4 separate regions of the Mus musculus genome follow, and regions 1, 2 and 4 are each linked to region 3. A link is a loop called in an ENCODE intact Hi-C map of the cell type or tissue named here. Cell type or tissue: heart. All regions are shown on one strand. Each heading gives the region's core, and the rest is flanking DNA. Links, peaks and the distances in the headings are about the cores only. Region 1 overlaps Camsap2 (calmodulin regulated spectrin-associated protein family, member 2). Region 2 holds the start of Camsap2 (calmodulin regulated spectrin-associated protein family, member 2). Region 3 holds the start of Ddx59 (DEAD box helicase 59). Region 4 overlaps Camsap2 (calmodulin regulated spectrin-associated protein family, member 2).

Region 1 (7,801 bases), core at 428-4,427, 100 kb before region 3:
TAAACTGCTAGAGTGAAGAGAAGAGAGCACACAGAGCAGGAGGTCTTTGCTAGACACTCGCCTAACAGACTGTTAATAGCCAGAATATAATAAGCATCTCAAAAAAGTTACACATCAAAGGAGCAAATAATTCACTCAACAAATGGGCTAATGAACCATACACTTTTAAAATTAATAAGTATGAATAGCACATACATACATGAAAATGTGTCCAACATCTTTAGCCATTAGGAAAATGAAAATCAAGGTACAGCAATAGTCCATTTCATCCAAGGCAGGATAAGTAACATCAAAAATCAAGTGTAGCAAGGCCATGGAGGGTGTGTGGAAGGAGGGAACTCATACCACATTGGTAAGAATGTGAACTAGTTCTAGCTACTATAAAAATTCAGTTTGGAGATATCTCAGTTACTATTCTATTGCTGTGAAGAGACACTATTACCAAGGCAACTCATAGCAGAAAGCATTTTCTTGGGGGCTTGCTTATAATTTCAGAGGGAGAGTCCATGACCACATGGAGGAGAGTGTGGTAGCAGACAAGCAGGCATGGCACCAGAGCAGTAGTTGAGAGCTCACATCCTGATACATAGGCAGGAAGAATAAACAAGAGTGAGACTGGCTGGACCTGGCTGGCTTTGGAAACATCAAAGCCCACCCTCAGTGGCACCTCCAAAGTTTTCCCAGAGAGTCCCACTCAATGTGGACCAAGCACAAGCCTACAGGCACCATTCTCACTCAAACCGCCACAGAAGGTTCCTCAACAATGAAAACTAGATCCCACACCACTTTGGGGTATACCAAAAAGACTCAAGAGTCACTTTCCTATGGAGGTGCTGTCATACCTACTCACAACAGTCACATTACAGAACTGGCCTGGGGCGAACCAATGGATCAAGAAAAATGTACACACACACACATTTTATTCAAGCATAAAGAATGAATTGTCATTTGTAAGAAAACTGGAAACATAAACAGTAAAAAGGGAACCATTAGAATGTAGACAGGGGAGGGTAGGGTGACGGGATGGCTTGGGGAAGCTGATCTAAGTACATTATATGTATGTAAGAATAGAGAATGTCATAATGAAAACCCACTGCTTTGTACAATTAATCTAAGCTAATTTTAAAAGAAAAGTGTTAGAGGTTATAGAAGGTGTCAGAATAAAAATGAACTGTAAACTCTCAGGGGGAAAAAAGCCACACTCCTGTGGAAAATTCTACAACGATGACTAACAAATCTGTAATTGTGAGAAGTTATAATGCTACAAATCTGGAGCCAAATTATTTTGGACTGTCATTAGCTCCTTTTCTAACCTTCCTTTCTCTTTGTTGGAGAAAACCACCTTGTAGTTATACATGAAACTAACTCACAAGCTAACAATGTGTTTAGATAACTAAAACTTTCCCCCATTTTGCTATTACCTGTCTACCTACTATACATGGTAAATGCTGCGATTTATGACTTCTTTTTTGTTTTATAGGAATAAATTTCATGAAACTATTTCCACAATAAAACATGTTAGTTATGGCAACCCGAGTCTATGTTCTTAGGCCTTAGTCACTCAGACCTTGCTTAGGACAAACACTTGTTCCTTATGTGAGATGACACTAGTTTCCTCTGACAGGATAGATGGACAGATGGATGCCAGCAGACTGTGTGAGCAGAGAGGGTCTCAGGTCTAACTATAAGAGCGGTCACTCTCAAATAAACGAATCCTTTAAACATTAAGCTGTTTTCATTGTATGTTATGTAGGTGACTCATAAGATATTTGAATCATTTCTAAATAAGCTAAAACACTGAAACGTCAGTGGAAAATATACTTAGGAGTACATTTGCCAAGTATGCCTGGCTTCTTAAACTCTGCAAAGAAGACAAGCTTGGGAGCTACAAATAAAATACTATACTTTTATAGTATGTTATGTGTTCATAACCTCGGACATACAGTCCAGTGTTTAATTAAACCCAAGTGCCTCTCTCTCCAGGAGGAGACCCAGGTTGTCTACACGGCTACATGGTTCCCCGTAGAGAAGCAATCGCTCTGAAAAGGATCGCCTTTACCTTTGGCAATGAGCCTAGGAAAACAAGCATTTGCTGAAGTAAGTTCTTATGATTTGTGATATCTTTTTACTAGGCTTTAACTTTCATTACTTAATGAAGAACTAAATTTTTTTCTTGAATTTATTTGTTTTTTTTTTAGTCTATTTGTGTTTCATTTTGTGAGATGGGTCTTGTTGAGTATCCCAGGCTGGCCTAGTACTGAGGATGCCTCCAGAATGCCAGGATTACAGGCTCGGGTCACCACCAAAGTCTTTCCATTATCCCTCTGATTACATGGCTGACTGTCCTGACAATTTATTACTTTAATGAGCACCCAAGACAGTTGCTGTCCGAGAAGAAAGGGTTTTCTTTGGCTCACAGTTCTGAAGGTTTTGGTCCACCATTGGCCTATGGCACTGGCAGCAAGTCATGGCAGGAGCTGTGACAGAGCACCCTCACCCTCATGGCAGGAGAGTGGAGGAGGCTACTGGAGTTTTACTGTTCCCTCCCAATGACTTGAAAACCCCTCTCAACACTGTCACCTTAGGGATCACTTTTAACACACAGACCTCTTGGGGTCATTCAATGTCCAAACCATTCACAACTGTTTTTCCCAAAAATCTATAAAGCTGCTTTGATGAAAGTGCTTTAAAACTGCTAGACAATTTTAGCTAACTTCCTCGGGGTTAGAGTTCTGAAATGTCTTCTTTAAAGCACACATTTGTATTAACGCTCAGAACCTCAAACAATGTATTTTGATCCTATTTCTCCCCACCTCCTCCCCGATGCAGCCTCACCTCCCCCAATTCCTTTGTGTCCTCTTAACAATTTTCCCTTTTAATTTAATAACGTACCTCCAATGTGTGAATTAGGCCTTTCTGACCTAGAAGTAACTTAGATGTTTACAGGTGACCGCCCATCTTATCCACAGAGACCTATGAGGTAGCATGCTCTCAAGGCATACTGCAGACCTTTCACTGATGTGAATATGTGAAAGATTACCTGACAATTCCTAAAGTTTGCAGGCATGGGGCTGTCAATCACAAGTGGGTGTATACTATGAAAATAACTGACTAGTCTTGTCAATTACTAGGCTTTTATCAGAATTTATTCAAACTACTCCTTTTATTATCCATTCTCTTCCCTGCTGAATGTATTTTCACAATCAAATTCAGGAAGAACTATACAAAGTACTCGCAAACACTTGCTTCACAACCAATAGCTAGAGTGAGCAGCTATCCAACTCAGCTCAAGGCATCCTTTAGTCCACTACGCAACTTTAGTAACAATCTCAATGGAACAGTTTGTTCACTCTGTATAGATGGTCTCTCACCCTCTACTTTAAACACTCTGGTTCCATATAGGCATGGGTACTAGAAGACAAACTGATCCAGACTACATAGTGGCTAAATAGAAAATATCTGTGTCCCAATACTACATACTGCATCTGAATAAACTTCAGTAAGGAAGTGGGCTAAACAGATGCAACCAGGCTCACCTAGTTGCCCATACACACTGAGACTCATGACCCAAAGCCAGTAAGAAAGTTGCTTTGTTATGCTCTGTACCGGCTAGTTTTGTGTCAACTTGACACAGCTGGAGTTATCAAAGAGAAAGGAGCTTCAGTTGAGGAAATGCCTCCATGAGATCCAACTGTAAGGCATTTTCTCAATTAGTGATCAAGGTGGGAGGGCCCCTTGTGGGTGGGACCATCCCTGGGCTTGCAGTCTTGGTTCTATAAGAGAGCAGGCTGAGCAAGCCAGGGGAAGCAAGCCAGTAAAGAACATCCCTCCATGGCCTCTGCATCAGCTCCTGCTTCCTGACCTGCTTGAGTTCCAGTCCTGACTTCCTTTAGTGACGAACAGCAATGTGCATAGTAAGCTGAATAAACCCTTTCCTCCCCAAGTGCTTCTTGGTTATGATGTTTGTGCAGGAATAGAGACCCTGACTAAGACATACTCTTACTAGTCTTTCTTTTTGTTAACATTAGTTCCTTTTAAACGTTTGCATCCCTATTCCCTCTCAAAACTCTGCAGAAGTAAAGCCACTAAAAGCCATGCTGGCCCAGCCCTGCAGGTGACAGTGGATGTCTATGGGAAAGGAAAACCACTGGACGGAACAGTGAACGCCGGGCAGACCCAATCTGTAAACTACTACTCCTGAACCCTCCTGCTTCCTGAACATGATCGGAGGGAGTTTTGCTGCTGGTGTCTACTCAAAAATCACTTCCCCTGAATGTGAGCCATTTAATAGAACAGCTCAGCACCAAGGCTCAATCAAAATTATTGATCAGTGATTCTTCACCAAAAGAAGGAAAGGTGAAAGTTGTCAGTCATAATGGTGTCATTTCTGTCAAGCCCTAATAAACAAAAACAAGTGTAAGGAGATAAAGGAGGAAGGAAGGAAGGGATAAGGTTGAGAGAGCTTTCTCACACATATACACACACTTCCACTAGAACTACTGCCACTGAAGAGCCACAAAGGGACACTGCAACCTCTCTCCTCTCTCTCTCACCATCTCTCTTTCTCCCTCCCTGCCACCCCCACTGAATGAATGAATGGAATTATTCACATATGTGTGTATGTGTTTGTGTGTGTGTGTGCATGTGTATACATGTGTGTGTATGTATGGAAGGGAGGCTAACATATCAGGACCAGACAAGGTAACATCTAAGATTGTTAATATTTGAAAAACAGTTCACCTATTAACAAGATAAGTAAAGAAACCCACGTGATCATCTCAACAAAAGGAAAAACACTTGAAAAAAAAACCATTTACTTATGATTCATATACACAAACTTCTTAGCAAACTGCAAAAAGAAAGGACATATTCAAAAGTCCTACAGACAGTATTATTCTTTGTTGGTTTTTCTTTAGTGTACAAGTGGGGGCTAGCTGTGTGCCTGTGTGAAAAGCTGTTTTGAGTGTATAGGGAAATGTAAAGAAACTGAAATAACAATTTTGACAGAGAATAACAAAGGTGAATGGTTTGCATTACAGACTGCAAGACTCTCTGGACAAACTGATACAGGATAGTATCAGCCTGGGCTAGAGACCTGTCACTCCAAAAAATAAAACAATAAAGTGTAGCACACAGAATGACTATCAGAGCCTAGGAGGAATGTCGGGAGGGAAAATAGAAGAGATCTACTGGGGACAGAGGCTCATGTGGATAAAAGGAAAAACTCCATGTTCTATAGCACAATGAACTAACTGATTGACTATGAGTATTTCTAGACAGCTAGTAGAAGGGGATTGTTAAATTCTTAATCGAGTTAGGATCACAAGAACCCATGAAAATGACAGATGGTTGTGGATGCATGTCTATAATTCTAGCCTTAGAAAGTAGGAACAGAAAAAATCCCCAGAGCAAGCAATCTATAAGGCCAGCCCAGAGATCTCTGGGTTTAACTGAGAGATCTGCCTTATTGAAGACAGTGGAAGAGTGGCGATTCCTATCCACCTCAGGCCTCCACATGTAAACGCATCCTCTGGTACTCACCCACATATATACAGATATGAACACACACATTACACACACATACTAAAAAAGAAGTGTGTGTATGTGTGTGTGTGTGTGGGGGGGGCAGGGGAGTCAGGAAAGGGATGTTAATTTTCCTACCATAAAGGAATGACGAATGTCTGGAGCAACAGGTATGCAATTACTATGAACCTGTAATTATACATTGTGTTTATATATCGAAATGGCATGCTTATCCCACAAATATGTACAGGTACTATGTATTGATTCAGAACAATTTTTCAAATGTGAATAAACATTTAATTTCTCATCATAAAATTTCAAATAAAAAATATCTCAAAGTAATCTAAAAGTTTCTCAAGGAACATTTTTATAGGTTTACAGTCAGTTTGGTTTTATGTTTGCAATGTTGACAGAAGCTTATTATAGAGGAATACAGTCTAAGTAAGAAATAAAATCTAAAAATACTCTTTAGACTTAGTTTTAATCATTTAATAATTAAGACTTTAAGGAATTAATGAAATTCCAATGAACCAATCAGATATGTTAACATGTTAACAGGAAAAACTAACCATCAAGACCATGAGCCAGGGGCTCCATTAAAAGCTCCTGAGAGTAAATTGCATTTAACAAGTCGCAGCTTAAGTGAAGAGAGTGTGTTTTCAAGAATATACTCAAATGAGCTGAACAGGCTTCTGTTTATGACAGCGTACACACAGCAGCTCAGGAGCGTCCAGCGCTGCTCAGCTAACTGCTGCTACCTGGGCCCTCAGCGGAAAATGGCACCCACGTTCTCTCCCTGCACAAGATGGCATGCCTACTGCATTGCAACCAGTTATGTATGTTGTATTTCTAAATGTCTGTTTTTTATAGTTTTCCAAATTTGTAAGTTTTCCAAGAATACTTGCTTCTAAGCCAAAAACTGTGCCTCAAACTTCAAAATCTAAAACAAGTTCCAAAGGTACACTAAACTGTTTTTTATTATCTCAAAATCAGCACCCGAGAAAGCTGCGTGAACCTGCAGAAACTCTGAGGGGAAGCTTGCCCCATAATCTTTTCCAGGTGGCTGTGTGGCATCAGCTTTATCAGAAGACAAGATGGAGTGACACTGTGACATCACTGTGGCTGTCTCCTAATAGCCTAGCAAGTAGAGAGGCTTGTCTCCCAAGAGCTCTGTGTGCAAAGGAGGCCTGAAGGATCACTAGACACTGACTTCAGAGCTACAGAGACAAACAGCAACAGGGAGCTGTTGAGGTCTGAATGAAAATGGCCCAACAGGTGCACAGGGAGTGGCACTGAAAGGGTTAAAAAATGTGGCCTTGTTGGAGTGGGTGTGGCTTTCTTAGAGGAAGCTTGTCACTAGGGGTAGGCTTTGAGGTTTTAAAAGCCCAGGCCATGCCCAGCATCTTACTCTCAGTGCTGCCTGCCAATGCAGATGTAGAACTCTCAGCTCCTTGTCCAGCACCACATCTTCACACTACCATGCTTTCTGCCATGACAGTAACTGTCTAAACTATAAACTTGTAAGCCAGCCCCAATTAAATGTTTTCTTTTATAGGAGTTGCTGTGGTCATAGCATCTCTTCACAAGAACAGAAACCCTAACAAAGACAGGGGCTCTAATCCTTTACCTCAGCAAACCAGAAACCTTTGAGCTCTGAGCCCAAGCCTAACAGAGCACAGCAAGACTGCATCCTTTTGTTTGTTTGTTGGAAAAGTGATATGATCTTGCCAAATGTATTTAATTCTTAAAAACTCACTAATATATCAAATGTTTGCTGATTTTGCATCTCCTTGGCTAGGCTCTAAGAACATGGTGATAATCAGGACCCGCAGGCCCTGTCTTCACAGAAGGGGTTCTGCGTAAAAGCAGTTCGGGGTTACTCAGCGGGGTGGGACGACTGCGGAGAAACTTTACTTTAGCTTCATTCTATAGGAATAAGATGAAATCTACTAGGGATCTTACCTTTTTAAACAATTTTTTAAGTTAAAAAAAGAGGGCATACAGAACTCTCCTGGTCTATGGGAAACACGTATGCATATGGTGCAGATATACAAGCAGGAGAAACACCCACATACATGAAATAACAAAATAACAATTTTTAAGAGTAAAAAGCTGGGCACAGTCACAGGGATCTGTAATCCCAGCTCAAGGGGAACAGAGGCAGGCCAAGTTCTGGGCACCTGCTTGCCAGCCAGCGGTTCTATGAATGACTCCACCTCCAAAGAGAAAGGACATCATGATACTGACTTCTGACTTCCACATGAGGCCAAAGGAGTCA
Region 2 (7,801 bases), core at 2,247-6,246, 69 kb before region 3:
CCAGGCACAGTGGTGTATATACCTTCAGTCCCAGCACTTAGGAGGTAGAGGCAGAAGAGTCTGTGAGTTCCAGGCTAGTCTGGTCTACACTGTGAGCACTGTGAGTTTGAGATCAGCCAGGGCTATATCATGAGTCTGTCTCTCTGGCTCTGTCTCTGTCTCTGTCTCTGTCTCTGTCTCTCTCTCTCTCTCTCTCACACACACACACACACACACACACACACACACACAGAGGGGTAGGGAGCAGAAAAAAATCCCTTCCAAGAGATTCTATACCCATCAGCTGGAAGATTTAAAGGAACAAAACATTTAAGGCAATTTCAATTATATGGCTGCTTGAATATGTTAAGTCTTCAAACACAATAAAGGTTATCAGGCAATTCAACCTCCTCTTTTACAACCAGAACACCTATTGCTGCTGTAAATTCATCTACACAAACTTATTCTTCATTTACACAAAAGCATAGAGGCATTCTTTGAGAAAATAAACTGTTAGGACTGGAGCCCGTAATCTCCAGCACACACTCTAGAAACTGAGGGAGGAGGATCAGAGTTCAGTGTAATTCTTGGTTATATGGTGAAGCCAAGGCTAGTCTAGATCCCATGAGACACTGTCTTTCAAAAACTAAAAACTAATGAAAACACATCCTACCCCAAAAGATGAGGCCTTTGGAATATTTTTCAGAACAAGAATATTACTCACACAAATACCTCATATCTGCTTTCTAGGTATCACGATGCTAGTGTCTTGTTGGAGTTACAATTAAATTAATTTATTCTTTGCCCACAATTGACTGTGCGTTAACCATTATAAATTGCTTTTCCAACATACAGCTCTAAAACTGATAATTTTTTGTGTATCAAGTTAGAAAGGGACCCGTAAGACTGCTCAATGTATAAGCCCTTGCCACCAAGACTAACAACATGAGTCTTAGCCCTGGAATCCACATGGGAAAGAGAGAACCAACTCCAGCAAGTTGTCCTCTCATGCGTGAGGAAGAAGGAGCACGGACACACTCGCACGCACACAGAATATATAAATAATACATAAGACAACAAACTATTTCTAACAACAACATTATCCTAAAAAGCTGGGTTAACATTTTGAATAAAACAATTTGAAATACTTGTTTATTAACTTTGTTGTGTGTATGTGGCAAATAAAAATCCATCAAAAAATATATTTTAAAAAAGCTTAACCTTTTTTTCTATTTACTCTATGTAAATAATACGTAAGTTTATGTTACATGTTTTAAAGATTGCCAAAGGGTGCTGGAGGGAATGCTCAGTGGTTAAGAACACTGACTACTCTCACAGAGGACCAGGGCTCAATTCACAGCATCCACATGGCAGCTCACAACTGTACCGTCCGGTCCAGGAGATCCCACACCCTCCCTCAGACACACATACAAGGCAAAACACCAATACACATAAAATAAAAGTAAATCATTTAAAAAAAAAAAAAAGACTATCAGTAAAGCAAAGCAAACGTGGAACATGGTGGCATACATTTCTAATCCTAGCACTAAGGCAGAGGATTGCTTTGAGTTTGAGGCCAGTTTGGACTTTATATCAAGTACCAGGTCAGCTGAACACACAAGTGAGACCCTCTCAGAAAACAGACGCGCGCGCGCACACACGCACACACACATGCACACACACACACACACACACACACAGCCATTTTAAAGACTGTTTCAATTTGTAAGTCACTCTCTTGAGGACTTACTTAGATCTTTTCTCCAGGCCAATTGCTGCCCTGGCTCCCTCCTGCTTTAATGCAAAGCACACTGCCATCAGAGTGGATCCTAACTTAAAACAATGCCAAGGGCCACAGAGGGCCTGGAAGAAGTCGGATCCCACTGACAGTACACACCTTTACTTTCTTTCTTCTCAAGTGTGTTCAAGCACACCAGACTCCAGTGACCAGCCTGACACACATCCAGAAAGCAGGGCGTTTCTGCTCAGAAGCCTCTGTGAGAATGAACAGCAATACATTCACCTCTGCACTTTAAGCGCCCTCTCCGTCTCAGATGGTAAGAAAATGCCTTTGGGCTCCTCTGTCTTCCAGCTTCCACACAGGAAACCGTGTCAATTTCCCTGTTCTCTAGATACTTAGAGCGCCCCAGTTGTTCTCCAAATGGATAGTTAGGATACTGCTATCCTAATTCTTCATATCGAAATTTTAAAAAGTATTATCTGTGCTTCCTATTATTGTTTTCCATTTAAAATTTAAGCTAGTTCAAAAAACCATTCATTCCTGATGTCAGCTCTCTATCAAAGTATAGGAAAATAAAATTAAGACAGACATAAACATAAAAATTTCTTCTAAATGACTACAAATACTTTTACTGACGGGGGGGGGGGGGGAATTCATCTAGTCTTTAGCCTAGATATACAAGCTCTGTAAACACTTGCCTATGTATACAGTTAAACAATAAAGCTGGATTAAACCACTTAGCCACATATTTTCACAGTCCTAAAACAAGAAATCAGTCATCCCCCACAAACAACCCAGAGACAATTTTGCAAGCATGAAGGAACTTCTCTATTTTTTTTAAAGCATTCCACAACAAGGGCTCCTAAAGCAAGAGCTGAGGAATTACAGCAGGAGGTCCCTTTCCTGTTATTCTGCGAAGGCTGGGTCAGAGAGAGAGTGTTTAATTACTGCTGTACTACAGGATTTCTATGTCAACAACACATCCCTGCCCCAAGCCCCCCCAAAAAACCACTTCTACTTCAAAAAAGAAAAATTCAAAGGAAGGAGGGGTTGTTTATCTGATTTTATGACGTCAAAATACATTTGGAAAAGGAAATATGCCTCAGTGACATTAAGTGAAAAAGCACTATCCAGTCAGAAAACTAAAAGTGGTTTTAATGGGTGGCTTAACGAGAATTTGGAATGTGTATGAAAGGCTGTGAGAGGAGTAAGGAACGCCTACAAAAGATACTGCACTTCAACACTGACCACCTTTCATCCTACATAGCCTGACTAGCAACCACCATTACAAATGTCAAGATCAATATAGTACCCCACCTTCTTCCAGTAATAAGCTCAGATTTCTTGGTATGGTAACCACAATTATGACCGAAAGGGAAACGTATGCAAGATAATAAGGAAAACACCACACATTAGAGCCATTTTGGGAAAACACGATAATTTGCTCGCGGAATTTAGACACACGCTATTCAATAAAAGGAACCCGGTCAACCCCTCCCGCGTCAGTCAAGGGCACCTCATTTAAGACCAAACCTGCCTTCTTTCTTTCTCCTAGAGCTCGTCTCCCGTCATCTCCCTAAACCTGTACCGGAAGATACACATGGGGGAGGGGGCTGGAATCAGGAACAAAAACTGGGATGTGGACAGCATCGGGAGGAAGAGGAAAGGGACGACACCACTTACCTGTCCCAAAGGCTTTGGCCACCAGCCAGGCCAGATTGCAGGCGATTTTGGCCCTGGAGAAGTCATAGTGGTCAAAGGGTTTGATGGCTGGAACAATGAACGTCCTTCTCATCTCCCGCGGGTCTGCAGCATCCCCCATCTTTCACGGCGGCTGGTTGGGATGGAGGGACGACGGCCTTCACATGGTGTGGCGGAGAGAGGAGTTCAGATCGTCCGCGCCGGTCGCGGCCCTCCCGGGCGCCGGGCACGGAAAAGCTCAGCTGTGCTCGTCGCGAGTCCGCCGCCCGCGGGAGCCGCCGCGGCCCCGGGCATAGACGTGAGGCGGCACCCGGCCGCGCTCGCTCCGGCCCGGGTCTGCCCCTCCGCCTCCCCTTTGTCTCCGTTTAGTCACACGGGCTCGCAGGAGGGTGGCGGCTGAGAGGGCCCGGAATGCTCGGGCGGGGGCAGCCTGGACGATCACGTCGCGGACAGTGTCCCCGCCATGGCGGAGCGCGCACGCCCCGCCTCACTCACGGCCGCCCCTCGGGCCGCGGGACCCGCCGCGGAAAACGTCAGAATCGCTGCAGCGCGCGAGCCGCCCGCGGCCCGGCGCTTCTCCGGCGCTCCGATCGCCGCCGCCCGCCTCCTCGGCGCAGCTCAGGGCCAAGGCAGCGGCCTGGGGGAGGCCGCAAATCAAATCACGGGCCCTCGGCTCCTGCCTTATCGGGCTTGTCCTCGTATTTTCCGCTACCCCTCCCGTGGCCGGACGCCTCGCTCCCCTTCAGCCGCCGCCGCCGCCGTCGCTGCGGTTTTCCGGCTGCGGCACTGGATGGAAAGAGCAGATGGGAACACTGAGCATGCGCCTGGCGCGCCCGGCCCCGCCCCCGCCGCTGTCTTGCGCCGCCATGCGCACTGAGCATGCCCAGCCTCGCTGCCGCCCGCGATGGGCTCCGCGCCCCTATCCATTAATCAGCACAGTGCCCGCTGGATTGGACGTTCTGTACATCCGCAGCTTTGGGCTGCTGCCGCCGACACTGCTGGACGAGGGAAGGAAAGAAAGGGAGAGGAGAGGCTTTTCTCCTCCCGCTACACGTGGTTCAGCCAAGAGAATTGATATTTGTTTCAAATGCTGCTTATGTCACACGCGTATTGCTGAGAATTTGCCTTGCACACCCATTTAATCCTTGCAGTAACCCTGAGAGAGGTGATACAGCTGGTTGACCACGAAATTATGGAGGGATGCAGTAACTTAAGTCACCCATGGGGTTTAACCAGGGTTGAAGGTCAGGTTTAAACTCTCCAAAGCTGTATACATTTCACGTCATGACGTTTTAACTTGATACTCCCCACTTAAGTTTTCTAAGTGAAGGATCCGGTTTTTTGGTACCTTCTGTTTCCTCGTAGAAAGAAACATAAACCCTTCCACAAAGAACATCCACAATTATGATTTGTCGCAGTTCGTCTTGCCAGAACTCTCTCCGTTCCCCCACATGGGTATGCTTTCTCAGAGCTGTGCGCTGCCTGTCTCTGTGGTCTCTGTCCACAGTAGTCACTCCCTCCAGAAAGCCTTCCCTGATACTGCCAACTTCCCGTGCAGAACTGATTCCAGAGCAATGTATGTCCTTTATGTCATAACTTGTCACACTGCATTCCAACCACCAACTGTCTTTAGCTTTCAAGCTGACTTGCCTTGTCTCTGACACCTATATGATGCTAAACCTCACAGTAGTTGCTCTATCAATGTCTAGGGTCAAAGGGAGAATGTTACTGTAGTTAACACCGAGTTTGGTTAACTTTCTAATTCCCCACTTCTTGTTTTAACACATCTGATTTTAATTTATGTAATCCTGGGTGGTTTTCATTTTACAGATGAGAGAGCTAAGAGTCAGAAAAGCCTCTTAAATTGCAGATATAGTAAAGGCATAGTCACAGTCTGAACCCAGAACTATCTTACTTTGTACGACTAGGGCCTCCCTATTATCATCAGCCGTTAAGATGGGAGACATATGAAACATGAGGGGAGGCGTTTTGATCCCTACTATCGAAAAGGGCAGCTCCAGGAGCAAGCCCCTCCCTTTTGATTTCTGTTTAATCCCCAGAAACACTCCTCCTTGAACCCAATAAGGCATTACAGATAAGCCCCACTAACAATGCCAAGCAGGAAAAAAGGCACTAGAAATAATATGCCATTGGGTGATTGGCATATTTTTTTAGTAATTCAATTAATATTAATAGGGTTTTTCTCATGGGCAAGCCCCTTTGAAAAATTAATGTATTAACTGGTTTGTCAAAGCACATTCAAATGGTAACTAGTTTCCATATTTATTTGATGAACTAAGCACTAATTGTCTTCCTGTTCTAGATGTAGGACTGAGGATCATAGAGACCAGGTGCCGTGACCAAGATTTCTCCTTCCATTTGTATTGGAGTCTGGCTTCAAACTCAAACCCAGGTCTTCTGTCTCCACTCCTTGGGTACTCTTCTGGGTTCCTGCTCCCTCTCTGAATAGGGGCTAGCACATATACAAATAAAGAGAACATATCATAAATATGGTACATGCTGTAAAAGACAAAAAAAATAATCACAGCAAAAATATATGGGTAGGGATACTTGGAAGATGTCTTAGAGACTGCTGTCCAATATAATGTTCTTGAATCCAACTTCAACAGGATTCCAGCACATACATACCAAGTTAAGAGAAATCTATGGGCTAGAAAAATTAGAAAGTGATACTGAAATATTATGTCTGTTATGTGAATCCACAAGCAAATGCAAGATTCTCGAAGGCAGCAATCAGGCTTTGTGTTACCTGTGCTCTAGCCCAGCACTGTGCTCAGGCAGCATTCTCCACAAATATGTGTCAAATCTCATTGAAAACTGTTTCAACCTCAATAGACTACATGAGGAAGAGAAGAGACAAAGGCAGTTGCTCTGGCTTGTCCCTTGATAGGACGACACAACGGTGAAGCTTTAGTGAGGATAGCATTACTATGACCCCAATTGGGAAGGAGTGTGTTTAGCAATGAGGAGGGAGGGCAGCTTGGGAACAATGAGCAGCTTTTACTCTGAGGGAGGCTGTGAAACAACTTGGGGTCATAGTTGGAGCCTGTTATTAACAGGGAAACACCCTGAGTACAAAGAGGGAGGATTCATTTTCAGGGCGGCAGACACTCTAATAGGGTGTTCTTTGTGACACCTTCAGAATGATCCCTTTTAAGGCTAGAAGTCTCTGTGGACTATCGCTGTCGAGAAGAAATGTTCTCCTCTACCTTCTGAAGACAACTGACTTTGTTTGAAGCAAAAACCAAAGCCAGGCGATTCTTTGGGCCTGCTCTTCCAGCTGCACAGATGCCTTCTGCTTTTTACCTCCAGGTCTGGGGTGTCAGTCCTCCTAGGCTCTGATTCCCATGCACACACAGCTCCCTTCTCTATCTTGCTCCCTTCCCAGTTTCCTGGAAATCCTGAAACGCCAAGCAGACTTCTTTCCTTGTAGTCATCATCAAGCTCTGTCTTTGAATAGATGTAGAAGTGTATTCATTCACTCATCAGCCCCTACTGATGGAGCTCCCAAGTGCTGAGGAGTCCATATTGAACAAGACAGCTGAAGAAGCGGCTTCCTAAACTGGGCACGCTGGCACAGGCTCACAATTCCAGCACTGCACTTAGGAGATTAAGACAGAAAGACCAGGAGTTCAATACCATCCTAGGCTACATAACAAGTACAAGACCAGCCTGAGCTACATGAGACCCATCTCAGAAACAAGAAAAACAAAAAGGAAAAGAAAGAAAACAAGGAGGAGACAATGACACCAAAATTTTTTGTTTGCTTGTTTTGGTTATTCAAGACAGGGTTTCTCTGTGTGGCTCTGCCTATTCCGGCACTCACTCTGTAGGCCAGACTGGCCTCGAACTCACAGAGATTTCCCCTGCCTTTGCTTCTTGAGTGCTGGATCTAAAGGCATGCACCACCACCACCTGGCTGACACCAAATTCTTAATGGAAACATGGAGCCTGTAGGATCTAACAGCCTGGCTTTCTTCATTGCCAGGTCTGTGTCACCAGAGGTTAACAGCCTTGTTATTTACCCCACAGAAAACCTCACTGTAGTCTCACTCAGTTGACTTCCTAGCACATAAGAAGCTCTGGATTTGACCTTCAGCATTGGATCTGGGGGAGCACAGCAGGAATCCCAGCCCTTGGGAAGTGTAGATAGGAAGATCAGGTGTTCAAGACTATCCTGGGAGAGGTATGAGGTTAAGACCAGCCAGGGTCACACAAGATCTTTCTCTTCAAAAAGAAAGGAGAGGGTGGGAGAGGGCAAGAAGGAGGGGAGAGGAAGAGTCAAAGAGACAGAGAGAGACAGAGAGGAGAGGGAGAAATATTTTAAATCATGAGAGAGAGAGAGAGAGAGAGAGAGAG
Region 3 (7,801 bases), core at 2,451-6,450:
CTTCAGGGCACAGGTTCAAAGCATCTCTGGGAAAACCAAAGGAAGTTGGGCAGGGCTGGGGAACACGTAGGCATGAATGTTTCTAGGGTTGGGTTTTAATGTTCCCAAAGCTTTCAAAAGGATTGAGAAATGCTGGGAACATTGAAAATGGTGGCTAGAACCGTGTGCCTTGGTTGACATTAAAGAGACCTGCAGGTGGTTGCCTTAGTTTGATCTTCTGTTGCAGTGATGAAATGATGACCAAACCATCTCGGGAGGAAAGGGTTTGTTTGACTTACACTTCTGGGTCTAGTCCATCACTGAAGGAAGTCATCACTGAGGGAAGAAATCAAGCAGAAACGGGAGAGGGGTAGGGGAGGAGGGGGAAGGGACTTAAAAAGAATCATAGAGGAATGTTGCTTACCGGCTTGCTTCCAGGCTAAAATTATTTCATTCACTTTCTTGTGCCACCCACAGTGGGCTGGGCCATCTCACATCAATCATTACTCAAGATGATGCCCTAACCGGCAGCCTACAAGCCAGTCTGATGTAGGCCATTCCTCAATAGAGGTTCCTCATCCCTAGCAACTCTAGTTCGTCATGAGGTAATAAAAGCAACCAGCACAGCATTGTAGTCTAATGAATGTAGGACACAGACCTTGGATTGTGTGACCATGGAAAGTTGTGTACATACTAGAACCCGTTTCTTCATTAGTACGTTGGGGATAAAATTTCTACTTTATAGTATTATACTGAAAATTAAACATGACAATGTACGTTAAATTTCTTGATGATGCCTAGGTAGAGAGAGTTCTTCAGTGAAGACCTGGACAGCCCTGGAAAATGAGCTCCTGTTTTAAAGTCGGTTGAACATGCAGTAGAGTGATATAAAATTATTTCTCCTGCTTGGGTATGGAGCATGGCAGGAGCGGGTGACTGCACTCTTGAGAATGCATTCAAATCTAAAATCCTAAAATATATATACATTAACGTTTAAGTTGCTTTTCTAATACTGATCTTCAAGTTTATAAAAGTAAAGGGCTAGAACAGACCTACCATCTTTATGGAAAGCGGCTGATCTATTTTTAACCATTGATGGACTTGAGGCAAACAGATGAACAGATCTGAAGATCAATATTAAAAAAGAGGTTTGCCCTATTAAATTCCTCCTCCTCTTCTTCCTCCTCCACAGCTTGGCCTCAAATTCTTGACCCCTGCCCTGCGCTTTACCCTCCTGAGTGCTGGGATCATGGTGGTGTGCTGTCAGACCTAGCCATCATTTTTCAACATTCACCATTCTATAGAAATACTGTGTTTCCAAACACCATCATCACATTGAGGCACTGAAAAAGGACAAACTGATTCTAAGAGCTGTACTGAAGATTAATTAAAGATAATTAAGAAACTCCTAGAGAAAGTCAAAGTGGGGGAACATGTTCTTCCAGCTAGCAAAACCTGTAATAATGCTATAGTAATAAGACAGGGTGGTAATGGCATCGGGAGAGATGACCTAGAGGAGAATAATGAGCCCTGAAACATTCTAGTGCATTTTGAAACATTGATACATCCCAGATGTAACATTGACAGTCATTTGAAAAAAGATCCTAGTTAATAACTACTATTCAGACAACTACCTTCTTGCCAACTGAAGTCCAAATCCTCTCCATTCTAATCAAGAAGTCGATCCTTACTTCATAGCAAACACAAACTAATTCCAACGTGGAGCCATGATTTAACTATAAACAAGAAAACCAAAACTTCCCAAAAATCCTAAGAAAAGAAATCTTCATTTTAGGATATGCAAGGCTTTTTGGACATCAAAGTTGCTAGCTACAGAAGAAGAGACAGACAAACCTAAGTACATTAAACTTGTTAAGTTTTACTCATCAAAAGACTCCATAAAGGAAGCAGGAAGAGAACCCAGAGTGGAGAAACAGGCCTGGCATCCCAGTGTTTAGAGTTTCAATCCAGCCTGGGCTGGGGAGGGAGAGTCTGCCTTGGACTACAACTGGCAAATTTTAAATAGAGACTGAATCACAGCCATAGTATTGCTTCAATGTTAAATTACCTAAATTTGAGCATTGTTCTGTGGATACGTGAAAGAACAGCTTTGCCTTTGGATGCTATAATGTATTCTCACACTGTTCAACAACACAAATCCTGTTCCAAGCATACGAACTGAGCCCATGTGAGGAACATGGATGCTTCATTCGTCAAAACTTTTCAGAGTCTGATTCTTTTCAAAGTCAACTTTAAAACTGAAAACATAGGGGCTGGAGAAGATGTTTCAGTGATTAAGAACACTGGCTCCTCTTCAAGGCCCACGTTCCATTCCCAGCACCCACATGGTAGCTCACAACCTTCTGTAACTCCAGTTGTAGGGGTTCTAACATCCTCTTCTGGCCTCTGTGGGCACTGTATACATATGGTTTACAGACATACACGCAAATAAAATACCTATAAACAAAACATAAAATAAGAATTATTATTTTTATTGAAAATAATTTTTCATACCATATACTGTGATCTTGGTCTCCCCTCTCTCAGATCCTCCCAGATCCTTCCCAACTCCCCACCCACCAACCATATCCCTTTCTTTCTCTCTTTCTTTTCAGAAACAAATAGGCAAACAAACCAGAATTTTTAAAAAAGAAAGAAAAAAGGGAACACAGACACACAAAACCCAAAACCTATAATAACACAAAACTAGAAACTGTAATATATAAGCAAAAGACTAGTTAGACATAAAATGCAGAAACAAAGTAATATGAGACAAAATGTCTACAAAAATACCATTGATCTGGTCATCCACTGCTGGGCATGGGATGGCTGTTAAGGGTGGCTGGCTTGTACACCCTGTGAGACTCCAGTGGAGAAAGTTATTTTTTTCTTTGCAAGCAGGTATCAGTTGGAGACAGCTTCTTAGGAATAGGAGCTCATGTCTTCTTGCTTCTCTGTTCTAGGACTCCATCTGTCTTGAACCTATTCAGGCCCTGAGCATCCTATTTCTAGGAGTTCATATATGTGTGTCAGTGCTGTTGTGTCTGGAAGACACTGTTTTCCTAGGGTCATCTCTGGTTCTTACAATCTTTCTGTCTCTTCTCCCTGGCTCTCTGAACCCTGAGAAGAGGGGTTTGATGGAGATTGAGTCTCTGTCTCTGTCTCGCTCTCTCTGGAGAAAACTTTATCTGATGATGGCAGAATGAGGCACTGATCTATGTGGAATGCACAACATAGCAGGAACAAGAGATGCTGCCTCACCGAGGCAGAGAGAACTGGCTTCCCAACGTTGTGCTCTGACCTTCATCTGCAAGTAACAAATACAATTTTAAAAAATTTTAGAGAGAAAGTCAAAGCTGAACACCTCTAAATCCTCTGACCTTACAGTGCACCTCCGAGGGACAAAGGGGATTCTCTATTGGAGGCAACGACAGTGATCTGGGGGCCTTGTTTACAATTACCAGGGGTGTGGCCTGGCTTTGTAGGGGCAGGAGTTTATATGATTGGAAGAGACTTAAATAAAAAGATACAATCTGGCCATGTGGCACATGCCAGTTAACTCCAGCACTTGGAAGGTGGAAGCGGAAGATCAGAAGTTCAGGGCCATACTCTGGTACATAATGAGTCTAACGCCAGACATGAGACCCTTTCTTAGAAGACCAAAATAAGAAAAAATAATAAAGTTATGAATATACATTAAGTTCAAAAGTATTTATTTATATTGGGAATAGGCAAATTACATGTCAGCAAACTCAGGTAAGAGTGCAAGTTTATAACCTTCAAACTCAGAAAAATGCACACATTTACTGTATGTCCTATAGACAAAGGATGTAACGTGATCCCATATTCACATGTGTTATGAAACTAAGTACAGTCTTGACAGGAACAGTATCCCATTTATCTGACCAGTAAAGTTAATTTCTATAGTACATTTCAGTGAATCATAGAAAAAAAAGTTAATAGAGGAAATACTGGGGCTGGAGAGGTGGCTCAGCGGTTAGGAGCACTGACTGCTCTTCCAGAGGTCCTGAGTCCAAATCCCAGCAACCACATGGTGTCTCACAACCATCTGTAATGAGATCTGACGCCCTCTTCTGGTGTGTCTGAAGACTGCTACAGTGCACTCATATAAATAAAATAAATCTTTTTTTTAAAGCAAATACTGGAAGGCTACACATACATAAATATATATGGTATGCATTATTTTTATAACGCTCAAAAGGTAAACAAAACATTGTCAGCCAAATGTATCTACCAAAAATGGCAAGCTGAACACACACCCACACACCATAACGAAGCAAGTAGAATCCGATACAGAAATGCTTTAGCGTTTATTAATTTACTAATGCCAACATAAAAGTCAGAGTTTTGTTTTATTAGTATTTTCACACTTAACGTAGCTGGTAAATTAATTTTGTATGCATCAAATATTGGGTCGAAATGTATCTTTCAAAAAAAAATAACACCCAAAACCTCACCTCTATTTCCCTGCTTCTCCTGTCCAACTTCCTCCCCACCCCAACAGAAGTGCAAGTCCTGGGACCTGTCAGGCTGTTCCAGAAGTTGGCAAAGTGAAGGCCACCCGTTGGAACTAGGGAGACTTTGAAGGTTGGTTTTAGTTTTGGTTTACACAGCGCGGGGCGGAGTGCTGCATCTATGAATATTTGGCATATTAACTACGCCATATCAAGTTGCTCGGATTCTCGAGTTATTCTCAGTATCTGACAGGAGGTTTTCCTGGCCCACTCAAACTTCCCACTTTCTAAGCGTGGAGGGCCCCGCCCTTCCTGGCAATCCTTTCTCACCAGCCTACTCCATGCTAGAGCCTTCCAAAAGGATTCCCACATCTGCCCGCTACCCTGTGCACCGCCCTCCGCAGCGCGTCACCGCGAGGGCGTGGCCAGATGAAGCTCCGCCTCCCGCTGTGCGCAGGCGCGGGGCCCTCAAACCCTGGCTGGGATTGCGGAGCTTCCCGGCTACTCGGCCGGAAACTCGGCCCTGCGCCTGGACCGGAGCGGCCCGAGCGGGAACGGACGCGGCCCGGTCCGCGCGGGTGAGCGTGCGCCGCCCTGGCAGCTCGGGCCTCGGGCCTCCGGCTCCCGCTCCTGTGCTCCGGCGTAACCTGCGTGCTGGACGGCGGCTGCGGACTAAGTCACGCCGCTCGCCGGGGTCCTCGTGACGTGCGCGTGCCTGGAGCGCGGGCCCGCGGGCGGGTGGGGAGGGCGGGAATGCGCGGGATGCGGGCGTTGCCTGGAGCCGGAGGAGGAGGTTGTCGGCTCTGCCGCCCCGAGCGCCCCACCCATTCCCGCTCCTCAGAAGCTTCAGGCGGTTTGGGTGCCATGTTTTTTGTTGGTTTTTTTTTTTTTTAATAGAAAATGGGTACTAGCGATTTCTTAAGTTTTGTTTTGTTTTTGAGAAAATTAAGTTTATTTCATGGTCCCAAAATGTTAAACATTCTTTCCCCAATCACTAATTTGTTCTCCAGAGCAGGAATACTTGGTTTCTAACACTTAGGAATTGTTATTTGAATAAATAAACTTAATTCCTAGGTGGCTGGAGTTTTCATCTGCTTCTGTGTGTGTGTATATATCAGTGTTTTTCTTTGGAATGTGGAACTCAGACTCTCACTTGCTAGCAAAGCACTCTACCACTGAAGTACATTCCCAATCATTCAATATACATGTATCGATTATGCTACCTGATATGTATATCATGTAAATATATACATATATGAACTTAGGGTTGCAGTGACCTACTTTCCCAGGTTGTGAAGATTAGCAAAAAACGACGGAGAATGAGCACTCTTATGTATATAAATATAATTGCATTTTCCCCTTTTGAACTGTTGTTTTGATTTTTTTAAGATTCTTAATTGTGAAGTATCTTCTTGTGTGAAAATGCAATTGAAGGATATGCTGTAGAATTTCTATAATACCTGCTCCATAATAGTACAAGTGATGGGTCAACAGAAACAGGTGGCGTGCACAGCAAGGTTGTGGGGAACCGTAGGCAGTGTTTCATAGGGCAGTGTCTGAGGAAAAAGACTGTATCCCTTCCCCCAGAGGAAATTGATAAGTGGAAGTTGGCTTAAGTAGGGACATGACGGCTTCACTATTGCCCTGAGTAAAATTCTCTGACACAACATCGTATGGGCTAACATGGGAGCTTAATTGAGGGTAAAATATATCTCATGGTGCAATTTCCTCAACAGAATGTTGAAGAATGTTTGTTCCAAGATCTTTGAAAATCAAGAGGAGTTCTAATGATGACCTCAAAAGCGGTGAAGCTAAAAAAAGCAAGCCAGAAGCAGGAGGCCTTCAGGTGGAGGGAGACAGAGATACTCCGGTCCACACATCAGTCACTGAGGAAGCTGTCACAGCAGACAAGCCCGGCCATGCATCAAGCACCAACAGTCCTTCTTGCCAGTTGGCTGAGGTTTCTTCCACAGGACCTGATGAGGGTGTGAAGGACAGCCACCCATCTGAAGAGCCTGTAAAGTCGTTTTCTAAAACCCAGCGGTGGCCAGAGCCTGGGGAGCCTGTATGTGTCGTCTGCGGTCGTTATGGAGAGTATATCTGTGACAAGACGGACGAAGACGTGTGTAGCTTGGAGTGCAAAGCGAAGCATCTGCTACAAGTTAAGGAAGGGGAAGGATCATTAAGACCCAGCAGCCCACAGAGAGTGGCTGCCGAGCCAGAGTCCCCACTGGATGCCTTTTATGTCTACAAAGAGCACCCCTTTATTGTGACCCTCAAGGAGGACCAGATTGAAACCCTTAAACAGCAGCTAGGAATCTCAGTTCAAGGACAAGACGTTGCCAGGCCCATTATCGACTTCGAGCACTGTGGCTTCCCTGAGACCTTAAATCAGAACTTGAAGAAATCAGGCTACGAAGTGCCAACCCCCATCCAGATGCAGATGATTCCTGTGGGGCTCCTGGGAAGGGACATTCTGGCCAGCGCTGACACTGGCTCAGGGAAAACAGCTGCTTTTCTCCTGCCTGTTATTATCCGAGCTTTCTCTGAGGTAATTTACCAATCTGACATGTCTTCCTCTCTGAAACAGACGCGGGATTTACCGAGTTTCATTGTGTGTAACTGATAAACTTGCACGCTGCTGCTTAGCATTTGCGAATTAAGTCACCAAGGTGCCGGTGACTTTGCTTTGTTTCGTGTGTGAAAACATCACTTCAAAGAATATTCCTTTTATTGCTGAACCAAAGATCTCTCTTCCTGGCAGGTCTAAAAATTAATTTCCTTACAAGACATTTTATTTTTAGCAGCTTTTCTATAAAAGAACAAAGTTTTGATCTGCAGGCAAAACCCTGCTTACCAGATGGATGAGCCGTAGCTTATGTCAGCTAAGCCTCTCGGGGTTTGGAGGAACGGGCATAGCATATTAAAGTTATAATGCAGTTGCAGCATGTCACGGTATATTCTTTTTTTTAAAGTATTGATTTAGTTATTTAGTTATATGAGTTGAATGCTCTATTTGCATGTATGCCTGCATGACAGAAGAGGGCATCACATCCTCTTATAGATGATTGTGAGCCACCTGTGTGGTTGCTACGACTTGATCTCAGGACCTTTGGAAGAGCAGCCAGTGCTCTTAACTGCTGAGCCATCTCTCCAGCCCCTAAAGTATATTCTTATTTTTTAATATATATATATATATAATTTTATTTTTGGCTTTTTGAGACAGGGTTTCTCTGTGTAGCCCTGGCTGTCCTGGAACTCACTCTGTAGACCAGGCTGGCCTTGAACTCAGAAATCCACCTGCCTCTGCCTCCCAAGTGCTGGGATTAAAGGCATGAGCCACCACT
Region 4 (7,801 bases), core at 3,722-7,721, 110 kb before region 3:
ATGGAAAAGGGCATTCCAAGCCAACAGACCCAAGGAACAAGCAGGTGCTGCTGATTTTGACAAAACAGAATTCAAACCAAAACTTTTTTTGAGGGGGGGTCACTTCAAACTGGTTAAAGAAACAAGAGGAAGTTACATAGGTGCATGCAATTTCATAAAACAAATATTAGTAGATGAATGAAAAGCCACAAATTAACTCAGCACAGCAGTGGTTGACTTCAGTACCTACTTTCACCAACAGACAGGTTATCTTGGCAAAAAGAAACATCTGAATGATGTTCCACAGATCACATGGATTTGAGATGTATATTCAGAATATTCCATGCATACGTGGCAAAGTATATATATTTTTCTAGCAGTCCATGGGATTTTCTTTTAAAATGCATCATACATCAGGACAGAGAACAAATCAACAAATATCTGAAAACTGAAATAATTTCTTGTATTCTACCTTATCACAATGTACTAAGGCTATGAGCCCTACAGCCCCTAGAGCTCATGGAGAGATTAAGCCAAACAGAACTGACTGAGGAAGGAGACCTAAAAGAAACCAAGGGGAAAAAAAGCCTAGAACCAAATGACAATGAATTAAACATACCCAAATCTACAGAAAGCAGTGACCGCAGTCGGTGGGGGGGGGGGGGGAGTGGGGGGGGTGATTTATGTCTCCAAGTCAGAGAGATCACAAATAAATGTCTTAATGATATTCCTTAAATCTCTGGAAAAAGAAAGACAAGCCACATGCTAACTCAGTATTTGGGCAGATACCAGTAATATCAGCGCAGGAGGAAAGAAATGAAAACACCAAACAAAAAGAACAAAGATCAAGGAAGCGCAGAGTTGGTCATTGGAAGGATAAACAAGACAAACTCAGCCAAACTAACCAAGAGGAAGAGAAGACACAAATTAATAAAACTAGAGATGAAAAGGGAGACATTGTAACAGATGCCAATGGAATTCAGAAAACCCTTAGGTCTTATCTAAAACCATGTTCTCATTAAACTGAAATCTAAAATAAATGGATGAATTTCTAGGTGCACATGACCTACCAAAATCAAATCAGAATGAGATAAACAATTATAAAAGAGCTAACAGTGGTGAGGCTGAAGCAGCAGTGAAAAATATCTCAGATTAAAAAATATATATATAGTCCAGGCCCAGATGGATTCACTGTTGATACTTATCAGAGTCTCAGAAAAGAAGCAAACTTAATACTTCTCAAACTACTCCATAAAACAGAAAAGGAAGAAACACGGCTAAACTCTTTTTACAAAGCTAATATTACTCTGACATTCAAAACAGACAACAGATACAACAACAGAAAAGAAAATTACAAACCAAACTCCTGATGAATATAGTTACAAAAATTCTCAACAAAATATTTGCAAACTCAGCTCAAGAACATTAAAAAAGATCATAACTATGATCAAGATGGCTTTATTCCAGAGATACGTAGATGGATCAATATAGGTAAATTAATAAATGTTATGAATTACATAAATGGACTCAAGGACTGAATTACATGGTCATCTCCACAGGTTCCGAAAAAGCTTTTGAGGAAATCCAACAGCTGTCCACATTACCAGCGGGGCTTGAGAGAGGGGGCTATGGAACTACAGAGTTCTCAAAAGAAGAAGTATAAATGGTTATAGACATTTTTGAAGGTGTTCAATATCATTGGCCATGTGCACGCCATGGGTGGGCTCCCTGTGGTGCTGGAGTTAATTTTCTCCTCCTCCAGGAGCATTTACTGAGGCAGTAGTGCTTCCACTTAGGCATACGGCCACCCCAGCCACAGGCACTGGCCAAAGTTTACATTACAGGCATGAATTCCCTCCTCCTATGAGTAGGCATCAAATCCGATCCATGAGAGGTTCTGTCAGCCCCATGACTGCCATGCCACTATTGCACCCGTGGGCATACCTGCCTGGCAGGTCACCTGTCAAACTGCCTTTTAAATACTTAGGTTTATTCTCACAGGTTTATGCTGATTTCCACCTTGGTCAGAGATGCTCCTTTCTGTGTGGGCAGCATTGAAGCAGAGACTGGAGTTAATAAGTGATTGTTGTGTGTTCATCCCTAAATGGAACATCTCTTTAACTCCCTGCCCCAAAAGGTTCAGGGAACATCTCAGAAAGTGGGACAGAAACAAGAGCTGGAAGAGGGCAAGACCGCTGTGAAATGCTGCCGTCTGGGTGTGATACGGCCACAGTACTCAGGACCTCACAGGACCCGTCACTGCTTCCAAGCATTGAGACTACAACTAAGCTGCCAGTTCTTTGCAGCTTCAGAAGATCTGAGCTGTGGATTGATGTTTATGCAGCAAGTGTTGTACGTCCTAAGCCATCTACCTCTCCAGCCCAGTCTAGCCTATGACAAGCTCATGCAAGCAAAGGAAGCCCAGACATCTCAAGATGTGATTTCACATTTGTTCAGTGCCTGTCCACAGATGTAGTTTAATTTTCTCTGCAATGACAACTGAATGAAAGTAGAGCCACCTGCATCTGGTGGCACAAGCCTGTAATCCCAGCACCTGGGAGACAGGGGCAAGAGGATCTCTACAAACTTCAGGTCAGTTAGGTGCACACAGTGAGACCTTACCTCAAAACAGAATGCATGGATGTGGGTCAAGAAGAATTAAATACTCAAAAAACAAGGAGAGCAATAAATTAAGAACGTAACCAGTTCAAAGCACAGACCATAAAAATCTCCAAGAAAATGAATCCACGATCAATATGATTTTGTCTAATTTGGTTAAACAAATCTAAGACTCTCCCAATCCGAAATGTGTGAGAATTATGCCAGCCAAGAGTAGTTCCTGCTCACTATGTGGCCTATTGTGAGTGCAGTGCCCTGAGTTTTGTAATAATCTGATACAAGCTTGATTAGCCCTGAGTAGCCATTATTAAGAATAAGTAAAACTACAGATACTCGTAGATATATAGAACTGCTTTATCATTGCAACACTTTCATTTAAGACCAGGTCTCAGTACGGCCCAATCCGGCCTTGAACTCAATGACTCTCCCACTTCAGCCTCACAGGCGATGAGGGTACAGATCTGAGCCACCACCGTGTTCAGCTTTTATATTTTTAAAAGTAAAATATTTCAAGTAAATCGCACAACTTTAGCTTATACTTTGATTTAAGACAAAGAGCCAGACAGGAACAATGTGCAACCAAGGATTTCAGTTTTCTGTTCTTAGAACCATATCCAATCAAGTACATGCCTACCTTATTCATCCAGTACATGACAGCATCCTCAATATCATAGGGCAGATCTGTGGCTTGAAAAAAAGCTGAATACTGTTGAGCACATGCAATTACTTTTTCTATGCTGATCATCTCTACAGTGTAAGCCATCATTAGAGTATCAATCATAGCCAAATGTGCACTCTGAAAATAGAAAAGCACAAACAATTTCAAGGTTACACTTAGAAATTGCTTCATTGTAAAATATTAGCATTTTCTTAAAAACAATAGTAAAGCCAGACTACAGACAGGTGTTAAGATAGCACAAAGCATGCTAAGAAAACCAACAGGACCAGACTCATTTGATTACTCACTGAAGATCTATGTTAAGATGCTCAGTATCTATTCAAAGCCTCTTCTCCTCTTTTCTCTCTTTAACATTATAATCAATCACTCGTGTATCACCTGCAATGAAGTTTACAAACCCCAGCATCATCTCTGATAACCCTCATTTTCAAACCCATGTAGTATAATTTTAAAGTTCGAACTTTAAAAGTACACCTTCAATTCAGACTACAAAGTTCCACTTCTGAATAAGCAACAACATAAATAAAAAATGTGTAACTGATTCTCTTGCTTCCAAATTCTTTCTCATCTAACTAACTCCCTATGGCAAGGACTTCCAGCAATTCCATAGGCCTTTTTATCCTTCTTTTTTTAAATATATGAATCTGTTATATGATGGTTTTTAAAACTACCAATACTACAAAAGCATATAAATGAGGACTCTTCTACTTCCCAGTGGTGCCTTCGGTTCGGTTTGTATTCTTAAAAAATTAAGGTTAATATATACTAGCTGAGTATCATGCTCACAATGTCTCTTATCTTTGGCTTTACAAACAGTGCTGCAGCACTGTCCTCTATGGGATAATTACTTCCAGTGGGGCTACTGGGTCCAATCTGTTTATGTTCTGGTAGAAAAGTTACACCAGACTTACATCCCACTAAGAATGTTATCATCATATTTCTACATTTTTAATATTTACTTTCTCCATCTACATGAAAGGCTAAGAAACTCTCCCACTTGTCTGACTCTATAATTATCTGATTGTTGCTGGGCATGCTTTTATATGGTTAGCAACTATCTGCATTTCGTCTTCAAGAATGCCCATTATATCTTTTGTGTGTTTTTTCCTTTGGGACATTATCTTTCTCATTCATTTGTAAAGAGTTCATCATATACTGGGTACAACGTTGTTAACTCCAAAAAGAAATCACTTTAGCATTTTATATCAAAAGTGAAATATAAATGTCCCACAATGAGTAATTGTGGTTAGATTTGGCTACTTTACAGTATATGAAATGTATATAATAAAACTAGTAAAAAATAAAACATGCAATAATGTTCTCTATATTAATATGTCATATATATGAAATGGGAAATGAAAACCAATGAATAAAATTACCTTATACAGCATGCAAAACCACACATTAAATCTACAGTTTATGTCAAGAGTTGGGATACTAAACACAAAGTATAATTACTTAAGTAGTTTTTTTAAATTTATTTATTTTATTTGTATTAGTACACTGTAGCTGTCTTCAGAAACACCAGATTCCTTTACAGATGGTTATGAGCCACCATGTGGTTGCTGGGATTTGAACTCAGGACCTCTGGAAGAGCAGTCAGTGCTCTTAACCGCTGAGCCATCTCTCCAGCACCCTTAAGTAGTTTTAAAACAGTCCAATTCCGGGCTCACAACCATCCGTAATGAGATCTGACTCCCTCTTCTGGAGGGTCTGGGGACAGTTACAGTGTACTTACATGTAATAAATAAATAAATAAATCTTTAAAAAAAAAAACAAAAAAAAAACAGTCCAATTCCCTGATAGAAGAAACTAAGAAGAAACAGCATTTTTCATACTTTTACTTTATGAGGTGGGGTAAGTTATGAATAATGTAACACAAAGTATACATATATATATATGACAAAGAAAAGATCACATTTTAAAAAAACCCTCAAGGCCAAAAGTAGAGCTTTTATGGTCTCAAGTAAAGGACACTTAGTTTGTTATCTAAACACATTAGTCAGACTGATACCAACAGTTAGCGCTGTTCCAAACCATGCTCTGTTCAGCTCGTACTGTTTACTGCTTTCTGGAGTCTCAGTAAACTCATTTAATATAACAGCCTTTGAATTAAGCACTACTATAAGTATTTTACAGGGGAAAAAAAACCCTATGTAATGGATCTGTAGTTACACAACAGGCAGGCAAAGCAGGCAGAACACAACCACACACCATTCTTACAGACTCAATGCCAACCTAGACTTCCAGTAGACTCCCAGCACTACAGAATAAGCCAAGTTCCCTCCTGGGGACACTAGGTGGCAGAGTGAAATACAGTATTTAGGAGTAAGAGCAAAAAATACTGGTTATGAAAAACAAAAACAAACTCAGATGCTAGGCAGTGGTGGCGCACGCCTTTAATCCCAGCACTTGGGAGGCAGAGGCAGGCGGATTTCTGAGTTTGAGGCCAGCCTGGTCTACAGAGTGAGTTCCAGGACAGCCAGGGCTATACAGAGAAACCCTGTCTCAAAAAACCAAAACCCAACAAACTCAGGCAAGCTCCACGTGCATCTTACTAAAAGGGAAAAGGATGCTGGGCTCCACAGTTCTTGATTTTGGTGAAAGCTGAAGTATCACCCAAAGGCCAACAGCAGGCTCTGTAGCTGCATTACAAGGAGTGGATTTTTATTACCTTCAACTAGTAAGAGTCTAGGCAAAAATAAGTTACACATTATGTGTGAGAAATGAAGAGCTTTGGGGCTGGAGAGACAGTCCAGTGAGTAAGAGCTGTTGGTGTGTATGCACAGGGATCTGAATTTGAATCCACATCACCCACGTAAGAAGCTAGACATGACCACACACCCAAAAACCCCAGCATTGGGAGAATGGAGACAGGCAGGTCCTGTCTGGAACAGCTAGCTTGCTTCCAGTTCAGTAAAAGACCCTGTCTCTAGGGAATATGGTAGAGTGTGTCCTCTGGTTTCCAGACTTACACTCACGAGTACAAACACCCACATACTTACTTGTGCCATACACATGCATAACACATATCCTTGAAAAGTCAGAAATGAAGAGTTTCTAAGTGTTGTAAGAAGTGTCAAGGCTACATAACTAAGAGAGAAATTCCTAACATCAACACTGGTCTCAATCCCATACAGTGCCTATACCTACTAAGCCCAAGCCCTTTAAAGGGGCAGAGGAGGAAACTAAGGCTTAGATTATAAACAGGAAGTACTTGAGTCATTCTACTGAAATGGCACATATAGACTTTCTTTTAAAGAGTTAATCCCAATTTGTAATTAATACTTCACATATATTAAAGGTTTGCTATCATGGTTCATACTTAACCTTAAATGGTAAATGAAAAATGTTTAATGTGGCTATTCTAGATAGACATATAAAGAAACTGTGTACCAGCAGTCAAATTAATACAGCATGTAGTTTAAAAGGCAGTAAGTTTAAAAAGCATCTTTTCTAAATATGACCAACGTCATCAAAAGATGATAAAATTTCTGGTCTTAAATCCTAGGTTAATTAAATGAGCTCCAACAAATCCCTAGTGCTATTGTGCTCCGATGCCCTAAGCTGCCAATCAGGTAGTGGGAGCAGTGTAGCATAGTTTGTACACCAAACACTAAAGGACTTGCTGAGAAAGGTGAGATGCACCGCACATCCCAGAGCACAGATGAAGAGCAGTGCAGGTTCAAAGCTAGACTGAGCTACACAGAGCCCTGTCTCAAAAAGCCCAGGGATGTCGTTCAGCGTACACTTGCTTAGTATGACCGAGGCCCTGGATTCAATCTCCAGGACTGAAAAACAAGTAATGTAGTACATATCAAGAATAGTGCTTGTGGTGATCTGAATGAAAACAGCCCCCACTACAGGAATGGCACTATCAGGAGGTGTGGCCTTGTTAGAAATGTGTCACTGGGGTAGGGCTTTGAGGCTTCAGATGCTCAAGCCAGGCTCAGAGACACTCTCTTCCTGCTGCCTGCCAACCCAGATGTAGAACTCTCAGCTCCCTCTCCAGCACCATGTCTGCCTGTGCACCACCATACTTTTCACCATAACAATCATGGACTCTCTGAACTGTCAGCCAGCCCCAATTAAATGTTTTCCTTTATACGGGTTCCCATGGTCATGGTGTCTCTTCATAGTAATGAAACCCTAACTAAGACACTGTTAGGACATATTTTTAAAAGACATTATGCCATGACCAGCTGATTTTTTAAAAATGAGAAATACAATGGTTCAATATGTGCAGCCAATAAACAGCACACAGACAGACAGGAGCAGAAACCGCATAATCATCTCAATAGATGCAAAAGGAAGTCTTTTGACAAAATTCAACATCCCTTTATGACAACAACGAAGCTAAGCTAGAAGGGTCACACTTCCACATAATACAGGTGTGGAGGACAGAGTGACAGCCAGATCAGAACTAATGAGGAAAACCTGAAAGCTTATTATTCCCTGAAATAACTGAAAGCTTAGCCAAAGCAGTATGTCAGTCAAGAAACAAATAAGAGGGATGGAACCAGG

What was found. A loop is a pair of places that touch in the nucleus more often than their neighbours do. Peaks named below come from ENCODE experiments on the same cell type or tissue, not always from the same donor. Only the 100,000 strongest peaks of a DNase experiment are listed, where the experiment ranks them.
Region 1: a loop joins it to region 3, with 1.8 times the contacts of the local background. A loop is called at or near these places in 3 of 42 quality-filtered maps.
Region 2: a loop joins it to region 3, with 5 times the contacts of the local background. A loop is called at or near these places in 18 of 42 quality-filtered maps.
Region 4: a loop joins it to region 3, with 2.2 times the contacts of the local background. A loop is called at or near these places in 3 of 42 quality-filtered maps.

What each region holds. Positions count from the first base shown.
Region 1 is chr1:136,309,660-136,317,460 of GRCm38, forward strand. The region is part of intron 2 of Camsap2 (calmodulin regulated spectrin-associated protein family, member 2); the gene reads right to left. Among named protein-coding and RNA genes, the nearest start is that of Camsap2, 33 kb to the right of the region's middle. In heart, for the core only: no CTCF peak of the experiment used is centred there; no DNase peak of the experiment used is centred there.
Region 2 is chr1:136,341,896-136,349,696 of GRCm38, forward strand. Camsap2 (calmodulin regulated spectrin-associated protein family, member 2) reads right to left here and starts at 4,209. Exons shown (of 18, transcript NM_001347109.1): 1 at 3,404-4,209. The coding sequence starts at 3,542. In heart, for the core only: a CTCF peak has its summit at 4,328; a DNase peak (open chromatin) is centred at 4,226; H3K4me3 peaks cover 2,869 bases; H3K27ac peaks cover 2,423 bases.
Region 3 is chr1:136,410,392-136,418,192 of GRCm38, forward strand. It overlaps Ddx59 (DEAD box helicase 59), which reads left to right and starts at 4,880. Exons shown (of 8, transcript NM_026500.3): 1 at 4,880-5,032; 2 at 6,191-7,005. The coding sequence starts at 6,202. 9230116N13Rik (RIKEN cDNA 9230116N13 gene) reads right to left here and starts at 5,128. Exons shown (of 3, transcript NR_024328.1): 1 at 4,458-5,128; 2 at 2,773-3,286; 3 at 1,525-2,436. In heart, for the core only: a CTCF peak has its summit at 4,073 (motif pointing left); a DNase peak (open chromatin) is centred at 4,880; H3K4me3 peaks cover 1,424 bases; H3K27ac peaks cover 1,367 bases.
Region 4 is chr1:136,301,063-136,308,863 of GRCm38, forward strand. Camsap2 (calmodulin regulated spectrin-associated protein family, member 2) reads right to left here. Exons shown (of 18, transcript NM_001347109.1): 3 at 3,233-3,394. Among named protein-coding and RNA genes, the nearest start is that of Camsap2, 41 kb to the right of the region's middle. In heart, for the core only: a CTCF peak has its summit at 5,574 (motif pointing right); no DNase peak of the experiment used is centred there.